Linked DNA regions of Homo sapiens: region 1 is linked to region 2. A link is a loop called in an ENCODE intact Hi-C map of the cell type or tissue named here. Cell type or tissue: mammary epithelial cell. All regions are shown on one strand. Links, peaks and the distances in the headings refer to the core of each region. The heading gives the core; the rest is flanking DNA.

Region 1 (8,333 bases), core at 291-8,290, 170 kb after region 2:
TATGCAGAAGAATGAAACTGGACCCTTACCTTTCACTATATACAAAAATTAATTCAAGATAGATTAAAGATTTAAATGTAAGATCTCAAACTATAAAAATCCTAGAAGAAAACCTAGGAAATATCCTTCTCAACATCAGCCTTGGCAAATAATTCTTGGCCAAGTCCCCAAAAGCAATTGCAACAAAAACAAAAACTGACAAGTGGGACCTAATTAAACTAAAAAGCTTCTGCACAGCAAAAGAAACTATCAATAGACAACCTACAGAATGGGAAAAAATATTCACAAACTATGCATCCAACAAAGGTCTAATATCCAGAATCTATAAGGAACTTAAGAAGCAAAAACGAAATAACCCCATTTAAAAATGGTCAAAGGACATGAACAGACATTTTCTCAAAAGAAGATATATAAGTGGCCAAGAAACATATGAAAAAATGCTCATTATCACTCATCATCAGAGAAATGCAAATCAAAACCACAGTGAGATACCATCTCATGCCAGTCAGAATGACTATTATTAAAAAGTCAAAAAAGAAAAAACACAGATGCTGGCAAGGCTGCTGAGAAAAGAGGATGCTTATACACTGTTGGTGGGAATGTAAATTAATTCAGCTACTGTGGAAATGAGTTTGGAGATTTCTCAAAGAACTTAAAACAGAGCTACAATTTGACTCAGCAGTCCCATTCATTAGTGGGTATGCCAAAGGAAAATACATCATTCTCCCCATGCACTCGTACATTCATTGCTGCACTATTCACAATAGCAAAGACATGGAGTCAACCTAGGTGCCCATCAAGGTGAACTGGATAAAGAAAATATGGTACATATATACCATGGAGTACTATGCAGCCATAAAAAAGAATGAAATCATGTCCTTTGTAGCAACATGGATGGAGCTAGAGGCCATAATCCTAAGTGAATTAATGTAGGTACAGAAAACCAAATACCACATGTTCTCACTTATAAGTGGGAGCTAAACATTGAGCATTCATGGACATGAACATGGGAGCAACAGACACTGTGGACTGCTAGAGGGGAGAAGGGAGAGGGGTAATGGGTCAAAAACTACCTATTGGGTACTATGCTCACTACCTGGGTGCAATGTACCCATGTAACAAACCTGCACATGTATTCCCTGTATCTAAAATAAAAGTTGGAAGAAAAAGAATATTAATGTGTTTTTAAAGTGTTTATCTCATTCAGCCTAAAAACAGTTCTGTGATATTCAAAAAGTGGTAATCAGTTGGGCATGGTGGCTCATGCCTACAATCCCAACACTTTGAGAGGCCAAGGTGAGAGGATTACTTGAGGCCTGCAGTTCAAAACCAGCCTGGTCAACATACTGAAACCCTGTCTCTACAAAAGATAAATTTTAAATTTAGCTGAGCATGATAGTACATACCTGTAGTCCCAGCTACTGGGGAGGCTGAGGCAGGAGGATTCCTTGAACCCAGGAGTTCAAGGCTACAATGAGCCATGATGATGCCACTGTACTCCAGCCTTAACAACAGAGTAAAATTCTATCTCAGAAAAATAAAAAAGGTAGTAATCATTTTGACTTTTACACATTCTAAGTATACTTTATAAAGAAGTATGACCTGTTTTTTTTTTTGAGACGGAGTCTCTCTCTGTTGGCCAGGCTGGAGTGCAGTGGCACCATCTTGGCTCACTGCCACCTCTGCCTACTGGGTTCAAGCGATTCTCCTGCCTCAGCCTCCCTAGTAGCTGGGATTACAGGTGCGTGCCACCATGCCTGGCTGATTTTTGTATTTTTAGTAGAGATGGGGTTTCAACATGTTGGTCAGGCTGGTCTCCAACTCCTGACCTCATGATCTGCCCACCTCAGCCTCCCAAAGTGCTGGGATTACGGGTTTGAGCCACCATGCCTGGCCTAGGTATGACCTTTCAAATATATAATCTATGAAAGATATCCTCCCTCTAGAAATATTCCTTTAAAAAATTTTTTTAAGTTCTAATTTTCATGGGTACATAGTAGGTGTATATATTTTTAGGGCACATAATATGTTTTGATACAGACATGCAATGTTAACTAATCATATCATGGAGAATAGGGTATCCACCCCATCAAGCATTTTTCCTTTGTGTTACAAACAATCTAAATGTACCCTTTGAGTTATTTTAAAATGAACAATTAAGTTATCATTGACTAGAGTCACCCTGTTGTGCTATCAAATAGCAGGTCTTTTTCATTCTTTTTTTTCTTTTTTGTAACCATCAACCATCCCCACCTCTTCCCCCAGCCCCCTGCTACCCTTCCCAATCTCTGGTAACCATCCTTCTATTCTCTTTGTCCATGAGTTTAATTGTTTTGATTTTTACATCCCACAAACAAGTGAGAACATCCAATGTTTGTCTTTCTGTGCCTGGCTTATTTCACTTAACATAATGATCTTCAGTTCCATTCATGTTGTTGCAAATGACAGGATCTCATTCTTTCTTAGGGCCAAATAATACTCCATTGTGTATATGTACCACATTTTCTTTACCCATTCATCTGTTGATGGACACTTAGATTGCTTCCAAATCTTAGTACTCTAAACAGTGCTGTAACAAACATAGGAGTACTGATATTTATTCGATACACTAATTTCCTTTCTTTTGGGTATATACCCAGCAGTTGAATTGCTGGATCATATGGCAGCCCTATTCCTAGTTTTTTGAGGAACCTCCAAACTGTTCTCCACAGTGGTTATACTAATTTACATCCCCATCAACAGTGTAGAAGGGTTCCCTTTCTCCACATCCTCGCCAGCATTTGTTATTGCCTGTCTTTAGGATACAAGCCATTGTAACTGGGGTGAGATGTTATCTCATTGTAGTTTTGATTTGCATTTCTCTGATGATCAATGATGTTGAGCACCTTTGCTTATGCCTGTTTGCCATTTGTATGTCTTGTTTTGAGAAGTGTCTATGCACATCTTTTGTCCATTTTTTGATGGGATTATTGGATGTTTTCCTATAGAGATATTTGAGCTCCTTATATATTCTGGTTATTAATCCCTTGTCAGATGGGTAGTTTGCAAATACTTTCTCCCATTCTGTGGGTTGTCTCTTCACTTTGCTGATTAGAAATACACTTAAATCATTAAGTGATTGGCACAGCATCCTGTAGAAAGAAAACTGCAGAGGAACATTAGCCTAGATTCCATGAGAAAAGCCAGCCATGAAAAAAAACAGGCTAGATGAACATCAGCGAAAGGAAATCAAAGTGAATATTTTGAATAAAGGAGAAAGTTAAAAGAGAAACCTACAGAAATAGATCTAATAGATCAAACAAGCAGTTGTTAAGCTACTGTAATCAAAACTATTCATGAGACATCACTGGACAAACTAGCTGCACCAAAGGCATGCTCCAAAACATGTTTGGGCGGCCCACAACCAACCTACCAAAACTAAACATTCACTGCCACTACCTAATCAGCATTGTCCTGCTCTGTTCCTCAAGTATCCTGCCTGCTTCCAAGCGCCTCCTCTGGGTTCACTGTATTAGTACAACATTCATGTACTTACTATTCAGTGAAGAACCTGGCAATTCCATATTGGCTAATATCTTCCCTGTTTTCTAGCAGCTGGCACACTGCATCCTCCATGTAGGTGAGGACATGTCGCTGAGCTGCAATCAAATAGCAAGAGAGAAAGAGAAAATGAGAGAAAGATTTTAAAAAGAATGATCCCAATCCTAGTAGGAGGTCATGTGTAAGGCAATCCAGGTGTTGGCTCTGTCTGATGACACTTCATCAGTGGACTGGAATAGGCAAAGCAAACTTGCTGACCCTAACTGAGCTATAGTCTCAAAGGATAGATTGGGAGATGATGTGAACATGACCAATTGCCATTTGACTGGCTGTTAGTATTAGCATCAACCCTTCATTCTTCATCTCAATCACAAGGGTGGGTTGAAGAGGAGATTTAGCACCATTCAGCAGATACACCTGGAAGTTCTTTTCTTTCTACCTCCTTCTATTCTTTTCCATTTCTGCATCAGAAACTTATCCCAGGGAGTTAGTAATTCCATGCTTGAAGCATGGATGGTATGATTGTAAAGAAAACTCTGGCCAGGCACAGTGGCTCAGGCCTGTAATCCCAGCATTTTGGGAGGCTGAGGCGGGTGGATCACTTGAGGTCAGGAGTTCGAGACCAGCTTGGCAACATGGTGAAAACCTGTCTCTACCAATAATACAAAAATTAGCCAGATGCAGTGGCTACTTCCTGAGTAGCTAGTAATCCCAGCTACTCAGGAAGCTGCGGCAGGGGAATTGCTTGAACCTGGGAGGTGGAGGTTGCAGTGAGCCAAGATCATGCCATTGCACTCCAGCCTGGGCGACAGAGCCAGACTTCATTTCAGAACAGAAAAAAAAGAAAACTCAGTTAATTTAAATTAGAAAAAAAAAAAAAAAGTCACTGGAAAGGTTTAAGGACCATGAAAATTTTCGTACTGGTGTATATATAAGTTATTAACTTTGGTAAATAACAAGACCATGAAATCTATCTGGCTTGGTTTATTAGATGTCATGTTTTCTGCATTTGTTGTGACTTGGAAATGTGTGAGTTAATCATGGGCGTATAATAAAAAGTATGAGTATTAGAGTGAGACAGACCTGAGTTTGAATCATGGCTCTGTCTTGGTAGCTTAATCTTGGATAGTTACTTAGTCTACACCTGTTTTCTTCTTTATCAAGTGTGAAAAGCAATATAATTTAACTATGTTTCTCAAAATATGGTCAATCAATTTCTTGATCTGAATCCCCTGGGATGCCGTTTAAAACGCAGATTTATAGTCTGGCACTGTCCCAGATTTAGTGACCTTACATTTTTTACTACAGCCCAGTAATTTTTAACAAGTACTCCTGATGCTTCTTATGTACTCTTAAGTTTAAGAATCACTGGTTAAGAACCTGGGCTTTGGATTACAGAGAGTTGAGAGCTCCATTCTCAGCTCTGCCACTTCCTAGTTATGTGACCATAAACAAATTATTCTTCAAGCCTATTCTTCATGGTAAAATGGGGATAATAATGGTACTTACATTATAGGGTTATGAGAAATAAATAAGATAATACAGGTAAAACACCACTATGTGTTTGGTACATAGTACGTGATTGATAACATGTTTCCTTAAAAGCCTGTCTCAAAGCATTATTGGGAGTTTACTCAGTAAACAACATAGGCCAGAACTTCTTAGATGTCAGGTACTCAAATACTTCTTCCCTTTCTCTGAATTTTATCCTTAGGTATGACAGAGGTTTCCTGACAAACTTTACATAGAAGCTTCCAATTCAGTGTCCACATTTACCATAAAAAATTCAGAAAAATACTTTCATCTGGAGCAGTGAGAACAAAAAACCCCAAAGTGATGAATATCCTTCCAAAAAGCAATTCTATGAAGTTGCTGCCAAAGTAGACATTTACTTCTTTCACAGTTTCATTCCTCAGGAAAATATGATGGAATTACCTAAAATTTATAAATATTGGTATTTCAAAAAACTATTTCTGAAGTCCTGGTAGTCTAGTGAAGCTCATAAAACAAGTAAGTTTACCTGCCAACCTGAGCCCAAAAGTCTTCATTTGACCATAATGATCGCGGTGACCTAAGGTTTCACCACGTTCCCAGCAGCCTAAAGTCCAGATGGATGACCTGTTTACATTCTGTGACTCATTCTATCTAAATGAGTGCTTCCCAAAACTAACAACTATAAACCACTGCAAACCCTGACTGCCCACCCCCAACCCCACCCAAAAAGAGGTGAAAACAAAATCAGTGCCTCAACTCAACAGTTCATCCAACTAGAAAACTGTTTCTTTAAGAAACGGCCAAAACTAAGAGTGAAGCTGTGAGATAATACCTGCCAATTTCTGGTATTGTTTTCAAAATATAATAATTATAATTAGGTGTATATTAAATTGGGAGGGAAAATGGCCAGGGAAACATTAAAATCAGCTGCATTTTCACCTCTGTGTTCTCCTTCCTTTCTTCTATCGGTTTATCCTGATCTTATAAAAAGAGTCCTTCCTTAGGCTATATGGCCTTTTATGACTTAGCTCTACCTAAGGCTAGCACAGGATTTTTTTTTTTTTTCTTTTTGATGGTAGAAATGAAAGAGCTCTACTTAGTAGCAAATCCTGCTGCTTCTCCTCCCTAGCTCCAGGGACTCAAAGTTAATGTGAAAGCTTTTTACGGGATAAATATTTTCAGAGCAGTAAAAATCAAAGTACTTTTGTCCTTCTAGAAAAAAAAAGCAGGAATTTTCAAGAAAATAGACTTTATACCAAAAATATAAAAAAGGAAAGAAAGAAATATATTGGACCATGCATGTTTAACATTAATCTACCAATCAGATATTTAGTTTCATATTACAAATAATAACAGCTACCATTTTTGAGTACTTGCACAATTTATTAAACAACAATGTGACAGATATAGTACTGTACTAATTGTTTCACATGCTTTATTCTATTTCTTCCAAATACAATCCTATAATAGTTATTCTTAGACTTCTATTTTTACAAGTGGGAGAACTGAGACTTACAAAATTAATTTACACAGCTAGTGGGAAGAGAAGCCAAGATTTGAACCAAGGTTTACCTGATACAAGAACCCATTCTCTTAACACGTTGCCTCACCATTAACACTTTATAATCAGTTATGGAAGTAAAAATTATCTTTATTTTACACAGTGCACAAAGGCAGGAATGTATGTTGATAGTAAAATCACCTGAGAGATATGGTCCATTTGGGTCCACGTGAATTTATGTGTGTGTATGTCTGTCTGTCCTGTCCCCCCACCTTCATACCAATCAGCATTTGTGTGAAGTTAGAACTTGTCCCTAAATTTGAAAGTTTCTTGAAAAGAACCATCCCATCCATTCCTAGTTCGCAAAGTAGAAATAGAAAGCCCTGGTGTTCTTTTTACGTGTGGGTGAAGGGAAGAAGCTAAGAAGAAAAGTTCCTCCCTGCAGAGAGTTTTACACCAGCCAACAGCCAAGTGCGAAGCTCTCCCTAATTGCCGTGCCCTGGTGGTTTCCTTCACCTGCAGCTCTTATCAGTCTAATGCTCCCTCTGTGGTTAAGGGTACCACCCAACACGGGAAAATCCTTAGTTTATCAAACTTCAATGAGACAGAAGTTCAAAGCTCTTGCCTGGCAATAAAACACGGAGAGTGTCATTTTACATTTTTTTTAATGCAAAGGAATAGGCTTTAATTTATGTGAATGATTAAAGAATAAAAAACAGCACACCTGCATCCCTGGAGGGCAAAGATATCTGGGCACCTTAGCTGCCCCTTGGAAAAGGAAAAGCATTTAAGACAGGCTTTTCCTCTTTGGCTTTGCCATGACTTCCACAAGATGAGGATTAAGTTTTCTAACCTGTACCTACGCTCTAGTGTCCTAAAATTCACACTAATGCCCAATTGTCCATGTCTTGCTCAGATAGCATCACTGTCTGAGATAAGCATTTAGAATTTCATCATGCTATACTGAAAAATCTAAGGCAAATGTAAGTAAACACTATATGATCCTTACTTGAACCTAGCAAGTGAAGGCAATTGTGGATCAGAAACTTCTTGGTTCTGTTGACTCACCCCATGTTGATCACGTAATCTCTTTATAACACTGTCAATCCTGCTATAAAATGGGTATGATTCTAAGAATATGTCTGATAATAAACTACTTCTTTAGAAAGCATTCAATATATGCAAAATGTAACATGTTAATGATTATATTATTATTGCTACATGCTGACTCTACAGATTAAAACAGCATAACAATTTTTACTGCAATGGTTAAGAATATGGGTTCTTGAGCCAACTGAACCTGGATATGATTTCTAGCTCTGTCATTTACTGACTGTGTAACTTCATATAAGTTACCTTATCTCTCTGCCCTTTTCTATAAAATTGGGCAATACTAGTACCTACCACAGAAGACTGTGGTGAAGATTAAATAAAATAATCTATGTAATCATCTTAGAATAGTGCTTGGCACATAGTAAGTGCTCAAACAATATTAGCCCCTTACCCCCTTATTGAAAGTTCTGCTCATCAAACCAAGATGTTTAGACTATCTTCAAGGATTCTTGGGCTATATAAAATCTATAACTATAAAAATATACATCATCATATACCCATTTCAGGTATGACCTTTAAACTTGTAGGAAGCATTCACTTATTAACTGCTAATTACTCAGCAGGCCCTAATTTATATGGGGAAAATCCAAAACTATTTATTTTATTCTCTTCCCAAGCATAAATACCATAAAAGCATTAGTTGTTTATTTCACAATTAAATGATAAGGGGTCCTATTTGGAAATT
Region 2 (8,333 bases), core at 282-8,281:
TGAGGAGCTTTCTGTGTCATTAATTGTCTAATCTGTCTCCTTGCTGGAATGCACAAAGGCGGGGTCATGCCTTGTTGGCCTCTCCTGCCTAGCACTGTGCTTGGCACATATTAAGGCCATAAATATTTTTTGGAGGAGTGAACATGAGTATGCTCCCACTGGTAAGCCCCATGGTGTGTGGCCACCTGCCTCTCTACCTCAAGAAAGCGTGTTGGAATACCAGCGAGGAACAGAGAAAGCCTGAAAGCTGCTGATGAGTCAGTCATTTGAAATGGTTTTCAAATTTCGTAGTTGAGCCATTGTTAGAACTGCTGACTTATGGCCCATCTCGTCTCTACACACACCGCTGGGCAGTGTCAGTAATGCTCCCAGCCCAATGTGGTGGCTGTCCCATCCCTCTGGGGGTGCTGTGAGAAGAGGGCTGGGGAGACAGTGAGGGAAAAATGTTCTCCCAGACATGGCTGCTCCTTCTCTAGGGCCCAAGAGCTTCAGAGAAATGGGAAATGACTGGTGCTGCTAAGAGCAGGTGGCGAGACCCCAGGCTCCAGCCCCTAACTGTACAGCCCTTGGGCTGCCATCAAGTAAACAGAATGTGGCGCCCAAATGAGGCCAGGGCTGGCTGGGGACACCAGTTGGCAGGAAGGCCACCTCTAGGATCTAAGGACAGCCTTCTATTTACTGGAAGAGCCTGTTTTAAGCAAGTTTGTTTATGAACACAGTCAGCAATTTGTAAACCCGGCACTCCATTTGATGTCTCTGTGCGTGAGCTGGTGTATATTTATATTTATTTGTCTATATTTATTCCATCTGATTCCAGAGAGACTTAAGGGTGCAGCTGTGTGAATTGGGGAGCAGAGTGGGAGTGTGACAAAGGACTGGTGTATGCTTTTTTAAAGCTGTGGGGTGGAGGAGAATGTGCACCCAAACGCACGATCAGTTGCCAAGGGAGAGACCCTTGAAGGCAGTAAAATAGCAGCGAGGTTGGGAACGCTGGCTTTGGAGTCAGCCTTCAGGTCTGGTCTCCACCACTTATGAGCTGCATGACTGGCTACTACTTCTGTGAGCTTGTCTCTGAAAGGACTCTCTCTCAAGGCTGTTGTCAAGATTAAAGTCAGTGCTGTGCCTGGGACATAGTAAGTTTTCAGTAAGCAGTGAATGCTGTGGATGCTATGGATGTTGTTATTGTCATTATCACTTAAACTGATTTGTTGCGTTGCTGACTGAAAACACTGCGGTGTTCAGTGTCTTCAGGAGGCTGAGGAAGTCGGCTCTGCAGACTGAATCTTGTGACCACCACTGAACACTAGACATCCTGTTAGCGACCCGCAGTGAAGCACACCCCCAAAGGAAGTGGGGAAGAGAAACGTGTGTGCCAGGCACACAGATGGGCAGGGCAGCAGGGCAGGACAGGGAGACAGGGTCCTGTGCGGAGCCAGATGGAGCCCCGGAACACTCACCTGAGTAGTAAAACTGGATCTGGAAGGCAAAGAGGAAATCTGAAAAAGACATCAAGCAGTCCATGGCATCGTCCATGAGCACAATCCTGAAGGGGAAAGAGAGAATCTGAGAGAGAGAATGGGGGAGAGGTTTAAGGAGGGGAGGGAGAGAGGGAGAGGGAGGAAGGGAAAAGTGCGGGGGAGAGGGAGAGAGAGAGCTGTTCCTGGGCCGCCAGTCTCCCCTGGGGCAGCAGGACATTTAGGAGAGGGCTCCCAAAAGCAAGCTCCTCCCAGTCACCTCACTGCTCCATCAATTGGACTCTGCCACCAAACTGAACTGACCACACTGTACCCAGAGCGGGCTCCCGGTTCAGTCTCAGTGGCACCAGCTAGCGGATGGAGCATGGGCAGGGGGTGGCGAGGAGAGGGTGCAACTGTAATGCAGCCAAGGTTTCTTTTCATATACTTAAGCAGTAAATCCTTTCATTCTGCCGTGAGGACCATTTAGTTCAGAATAAATACAGCTGATCAGAAAAGGCAAAAAGAACAGCTAAGGGGTTTAAAGGGTCTTGGCAAGTGGTACTGAGATTTAATAAGCTACCAAAGGGCCAGAACAGCGACAGACACCGCCACCCTGGGGCACAGATGGCAGACAAGGGGAGAGGGCAAAGAGCTATTGGGGAATCTGCACTTGTGAGGGTCAAAACCCACACTCATCTTGTGCTGCCGCCCTGCTCCTCCTTGCATCCATGTTCACAGGTTGCCCACCCAACGGTTTTCCTGTCTCTAGTCCCTCCCACTGAGGACCCACCTCACAGGAAGAAAACCGTCTGACTCATAAAGGGATCCGACCAAGGCTATGTTCATCCTCTGCTCAGCACCTCATCTGAGCCAGGACAAGAAGAGAAGGAAACGAGCGTTTGCTGGGCTCCATCACATGCCAGGCAGGCGCCAAGCTATCAGATGGGGTGGGGCGGGCCCCCAATCTGTTTCTGATCAGGTCCTTCTGGCTTTATCTTTCTTTTTTTCTTTTTTCAGTTGTTTTTGGCCAGGCGCGGTGGCTCATGCCTGTAATCCCAGCACTTTGGGAGGCCGAGATGGGTGAATCATTTGAGGTCAGGAGTTCGAGACCAGCCTGGCCAACATGGTGAAACCCCACTTCTACTAAAAATAGAAAAATTAGCTGGGCATGGTGGGCACCTGTAGTCCCAGCTACTCAGGAGGCTGAAGCAGGAGAAGCGCTTGAACCTGGGAGGCGGAGGTTGCAGTGAGCGGAGATCACACCACTGCACTCCAGCCCGTGAGACAGAGAGAGACCCTGTCAAAAAAAAAACAAAAAAAGTTTTCTTTTGCTCTCTCATATTTTTCTAAATCTCTCTCCACTTCCCTGAGTCAGAGGTTTCCCAGACTGGCAACTGGATCAGCCCCAGAGAAAGCCAGGATTGCTCACTGCTGGGGAAAGGGCTTCACAGAGACTACGATATTGTGGTGCCACTCCCTTTGCTGCGATCTTCCTGAAGAGAGACAGTGGTTCCTGCCTAGTCTTTATTGTAATACAGATAACAATAGAAGCAGGTGCCATTTCCTGAGTGCCCTACTGCGTGGCAGGCTATTGAGGTATTTAACTGCATTCGTTAAATTTTATCCCACAACAATCCTACAGGTGGGTCTTATTATTTCCATTCTACACGTGAAGAGTCTGAGGCTCAGAGGTCAGCCTGCCAAAGTCACACACACAGCTGGGGAGCTTGCTGGACTCCACAGGCCACACATCTTCCATGAGAGCACACTGCCTCTTTGAAAATAAAGCTGCAGAGCAAAAACACTAACATTTTACCTCCTAGTTTCTGTGGCTGATTTATTTTCTTTCTTGTTACTGATATGTTAGGCATCTCCTGGGGAGAACGACAGCTGCCTCCACCACCAGAGTTCAACACTAGAATTCCAGCTGGAAGAAATTCAAGGCTGGAGGGCGGGAAGAAGCAGTGCCGCTGAGGGCCACAAGAGGGTGCCCTGGTCCCTCTGTCAGTAGTTCACAGGACTAAGTGCAGTGCCAAAGGCCAAGTGGTTACCCCATCTCATAACCCAAGGAAAACCCAGGCAGCAGAACAGCTCCCTCCCCACCCAGATGGCAGAATCTGTTTTGACATCTGGATTGAGGGAGCAGGGAGACAGCAGAGAGCGGGCAGCTAGAGAGGACTGGGGTTAGCAAAGACCTCCAAACTGCAGAGGAAGAGTGAGCTCCCCCGGGAGCGCTCAGGGAGCAAGGGCCACCAGCACCTCAAAGCTTTTCCTTGGCAGGCTCAGCAGGGCAGGCAAAGGCTCTGGACATGAGAAGCCACTGACTTTCCTTTACTGCCCTGTTCTCAGGACAGCTGGAGCCCCAATAGTCTAAAGTGAATTACGACAGAACAGCACTGGGCTGTGAATATCCCCAAGCAGGAAACCACCAGGGAGCCCAAGGCTTTCCCCGTGTTCCATGGCTTCTGTTGATCATCAGTTGGAACACAGCACTCCCATAGCAGCAACTTCCACTTGCTATTTATTTACATTGTGATATAATGACACACCATAAAAGTCACCCTTTAAAAGCGTACAATTCAGTTTTTTAGTATATTCACAAAGTAGCGCCACCATCACCACTGTCTAATTACAGAAGTTACCTCCATTTGCAATTCTCACCAATAGGCCCATTCCAGAGCCTGCCTCGGAGCAGAAGCTTGAGCTCGTACTTCCCAAAGGGCTACCCCTGCCTCGCAGCCTCGCGGAAGCCTTAATGCTGAGTGCCACTAGCATCTTCCTCTTTCAGCCACAGATGGGACTAGAAGCTATAAACAGGGCACACCCTTCCAGCCTCAGAAGTGGTCTGCAGCTTTCTGCTAGGGGCCATCTTGACCTCAAACATCAGCAGTCCCTTTGGAGATGGGCCGTTGCAGAAGAGGGGGCGCACACCGTGGGAGGGTAGGAGTGTCCGTCAGAGCAGGGCAGCCCTGCAGGTGCCCTTAATACGGGTAACAATAGAGGCATTTTTTTTTTTTTTGAGTCTTGCTCTGTTGCCCAGGCTGGAGTGCAGTGGTGCAGATCGGCTCACTGCAACCTCCGCCTCCTAGGTTCAGGTGATTCTCCTGCCTCAGCCTCCCTAGCAGCTGGGATTACAGGTGCCTGTCACCATGCCCGGCTAATTTTTGTATTTTTAGTAGAGACAGGGTTTCACCATGTTGGCCAGGCTGGTCTCGAACTCTTGACCTCAAGTGATCCGCCTATAGAGGCAGGTATCTTTCCTGAGTACCCTACCTCATGGCAGGCTATTAAGGCATTTGACTACATTAATTAAATTTTATTCTACAACAGTCCTACGGGTGGGTCTTATTGTTATTTCCATTCTACAGGTGAAGAGTCTGAGTCTCAGAGACTGGGGAGCTGAAACATATGCCGAGCAGGAGGGAGTAGGGGGCGAGTGAAGCGGGTGCAGACAGAGGCGAGGGCTTTCTTTCTGGGGGACATGTGGCTGGATCCCAGCAGCACATGTATAAAGGACTGAGGGTTTTTTTTCAACTGCAAGAAGTAAGACTGGCTACCTTTTAAAAAGCCAAATGGATCCGAGCTTGTGTTAACAGCAACACCGGCTATGACTCTCCTCAACCAGAAACGCTGGGCATACTAGACATCCTGGAAACTTCCCCCCGCCACCCTCTGCTCCAAGCCAATCAACCAGTCACCAAGTCCTATCAATGCTATTGCTGAAATTTCTCTTGAATCCATCTACTTCTTTCCACGTCCACAGCCACCATCCTACCCCCAGCCTTCACCTCTCTTTTCTTGATGATGGCATGACCTCCTACCCAGTTTCCCTGCAACTACTCCTCTTGCTTTTTTTTTTTTGAGATGGAGTCTCACTCTGTCACCAGGCTGAAGTGCAGTGGCTCACTGCAACCTCCGCCCCCTAGGTTCAAGCGATTCTCCTGCCTCAGCCTCCCGAGTAGTACTGGGACTACAGGCGTGCGCCAGCATGTCCAGCTAATTTTTGTATTTTAGTAGAGACGGGGTTTCACCATGTTGGCCAGGATGGTCTTGATCTCTTGACCTCATGAGCTGCCCACCTAGGCCTCCCAAAGTGTTGGGATTACAGGCGTGAGCCTTCTTCTAATTGAGTATCCATCCTGTGGGCAGAAAGATTTTCCTAAAATGTGAATGTGACCATTTTACCATTGTGTTGGAAACCCTTCACAGAGGCCGGGCACAGTGGCTCATGCCTGTAATCCCAGCTACTCAAGAGGCTGAGGCTGGAGAATCGCTTGAACCTGGGAGGTGGCCATGTCAGTGAGCCAAGCTTGTGCCACTGCACTCCAGCCTGGATGACAGAGCAAGACTCCATGTCAAAAAAAAAAAAAAAAAAAAACCTTCACAGTCTTCCCATTGCCCTTAGGACACGTTCCCCCATTTGGATCTGGCCTGTGAGCCCGCTCCATCTGCCCCCTGCCTCCCTCGACTCCCCCACTGCATTCTGGCCACACTAGTCCTTCCATCCTCCCTGAAGCTGTCCTTACTCATGCCCTCCAGACAAGTCTGTCCCTCTAGCCATAATGCTCCCTGTCCCTTCTACCCATGATGCTCCCTGCCCTCCATGCCTCCTCCTCACCTACCGGATATCTCCATATTCTTCAGGCTGAAGCCTCCACAGCATCTCTTGGGGAAGATGAAAGAGGAAAGCACCTTTTCTAACCCAGCCTAGAATAGGCCCCCCTGCTACTGGCTTCTGCAGTTCTCGGAAACCTCCTCACACTGTTGTCTTTGTCCTGGGAACATAAGATCTACCAAGTGACACCTCTGTCTCCCTGCTTGTGGCTTGACTCTGGTATGGTGTCTGGCACATAGTAGGCACTCAGTCAACGTCTGTTGAATGAAGAAATGCATGAACAAATGAGTGAGAGAAGCCACGGTCCCCTTTTCCTCTGGCCAGGTGGCACCTGGAGCAGTTTCTTAATCCCTCTCATAAAGATACTTACAATCTTTATGGAGAATGCAGACATTCAGAGGGATTAAGAAACTTGGCGAAGGTTACAAGCTAGGAGCAAAAGAGCTGTCATTCAAATACTACTACCTTCAGGTCTGGACAGTCCGTTTAAGGGGAGTAAACTAGAGTCCTGGAGAAGAGGGTCAGGCTGATGGACAGTCTAAAAACCAGGATACTGGATAAATGGCTGCATTTAGATCTTTTGCTTAGAAGTGAAGACTAGGGAGGAAGTGAAGGCTGAGACCCAACTCTCAAAGGACTGCCTCTTGGGGAGATGCCACGGGGATCTAGAGTTTGGCTCTAGAGACATTTTCAAGCTGCTTAGTTCTAGGATTGTGGCTGATTTGTAAAGGAATGAGATGTGTATTGCCAGAAATGTTCAAGCAGAAGTTTGAAGGCTCATACTTCCCAAAGGGCTTCTTCCAGCTCTGACAGTGTTGTCCCAAGGGTGGACAGAACTAACAGCTCCTCCTGTTAGTGTTAAATCTAGTGGGGGGACAGTTTGATGTTCAGAGGTCTATGGCTGCAGAAGACTTACTGAAAGGTGCTTTTAATCACATCATATGCTGTGCTGTCTGTCTCCAAATGAATGCTGAGACCATGAAAGTTCTAGGCATCTGTGTCTTTAACCCACCTATGGGATCTTTCTGGCTGTGGGCATCTGCATCTTGCTTTGGAATCTCAGCAGAACTATGGGAAAAGGCAAGCAGGAAGCTCCTGGTCTGTCTTTGCCTCTTTGCCTTTGCCTGCAACCCTTCTATCCCCACAGACAGCTCCTTCCTTCTGAACTCAAGCTCATTGCCACTCCCAGAGGGCTCGGGAAAGAATCTTCTTGGAGACGAGGTCATCCCCATGTGCTGTTTTCCAGTTGCTGGCAGTTGGCTCAACACCCCTTCCTGCCAGAGGCCTTCTGCTAACGTGCCAGCTGCTTCTGACACCTGGAGGTGCCCGGCCGCCCCTGCTTTGAAGTGGAGCCAACAGGGAGCTGCTGCCAGTGAGAGTCTGCACAAATCTATTGGATCATGGAGGGACCCTTGCGGACCATGCCTCCGGGCTAGAGAGAGGGACTCTTGGGGAGAAGTAGAGGCACTTTGGTTCAGGCTGTGCTGAGCAGAACCATGTGTGGGGTGGAGCCTAGGACAGGCAACTGGAGTGGAGAAAGAGCACGTGGCTGGTCTGAGAGACTGGCCACTTTCTCCCTCCCCTGCTGACTTCCAGCAGCTGGGATAGGCAGTCTGGCTGGGAGTTCTAAGGGTGCCAAGGAAGCAACAGCTTCCAGCCTGAACCTACTGACTTGCCAACTTCCTATTCACCCCTAATTAGGGTCAGTTTCCCTGGTCTAGTGGCACGGGCTGCACCGGTTTTCCTGAAGTTCTGGATTAGTTGACCCCAGGATTAAGTCCTAGTTCCACTACTCACTGGCCAAGTGACAATTTCCCTCTGAGCCTCAGTTTCCTCATCTGTGAAGAGGATATAATCATAGTTCCTGTTTCCCAGGATTCTTGTGGAGAGTCAGCATGATGATGTTATATATGCTAGTGTCTAACAGGTGCTCAGAATGAGCGCCGGCTGTAATCAGTAAGTATATTCTATCTGGTTTAAAGTGCTGGGAGAGCCCAAAAGAGCAAATAAAAATAGAGCCCAGAGGAAATGCGTGCTGCCAGCATCCACCAGGCAGAGGTCTCAGGCAGAAGCCAGCGATCTAGTTTCCAGTTTACTTTTGGGGGAAGCCAGCCCTCAGCCACGGCCAGAAAGAAGAGCCACTTTCCATGACTGGACTTCTTTGAGGAGGTCACATGACTAGTGTCAGTCATGTGGTGGCTGGAGGGTGTCCCCAAATCAAGGTGTCAGTCATGGGGTGGCTGAAGGGTGTCCGCAAGTCA

What was found. A loop is a pair of places that touch in the nucleus more often than their neighbours do. Peaks named below come from ENCODE experiments on the same cell type or tissue, not always from the same donor. Only the 100,000 strongest peaks of a DNase experiment are listed, where the experiment ranks them.
Region 1: it touches region 2 in a loop (4-fold over the local background); 3 of 110 quality-filtered maps call a loop at or near these places.

The regions. Positions count from the first base shown.
Region 1 is chr11:46,982,513-46,990,845 of GRCh38, reverse strand. It overlaps CSTPP1 (centriolar satellite-associated tubulin polyglutamylase complex regulator 1), which reads right to left. Exons shown (of 9, transcript NM_024113.5): 2 at 3,536-3,638. Among named protein-coding and RNA genes, the nearest start is that of CSTPP1, 50 kb to the right of the region's middle. In mammary epithelial cell, for the core only: a CTCF peak has its summit at 3,479; a DNase peak (open chromatin) is centred at 3,425.
Region 2 is chr11:47,148,386-47,156,718 of GRCh38, reverse strand. CSTPP1 (centriolar satellite-associated tubulin polyglutamylase complex regulator 1) reads right to left here. Exons shown (of 9, transcript NM_024113.5): 5 at 1,458-1,543. It overlaps LOC124902672 (a long non-coding RNA gene), which reads left to right. Exons shown (of 2, transcript XR_007062668.1): 2 at 2,196-3,272. Among named protein-coding and RNA genes, the nearest start is that of ARFGAP2, 24 kb to the left of the region's middle. RefSeq lists an enhancer at 3,310-3,389. In mammary epithelial cell, for the core only: a CTCF peak has its summit at 3,427 (motif pointing right); a DNase peak (open chromatin) is centred at 3,458.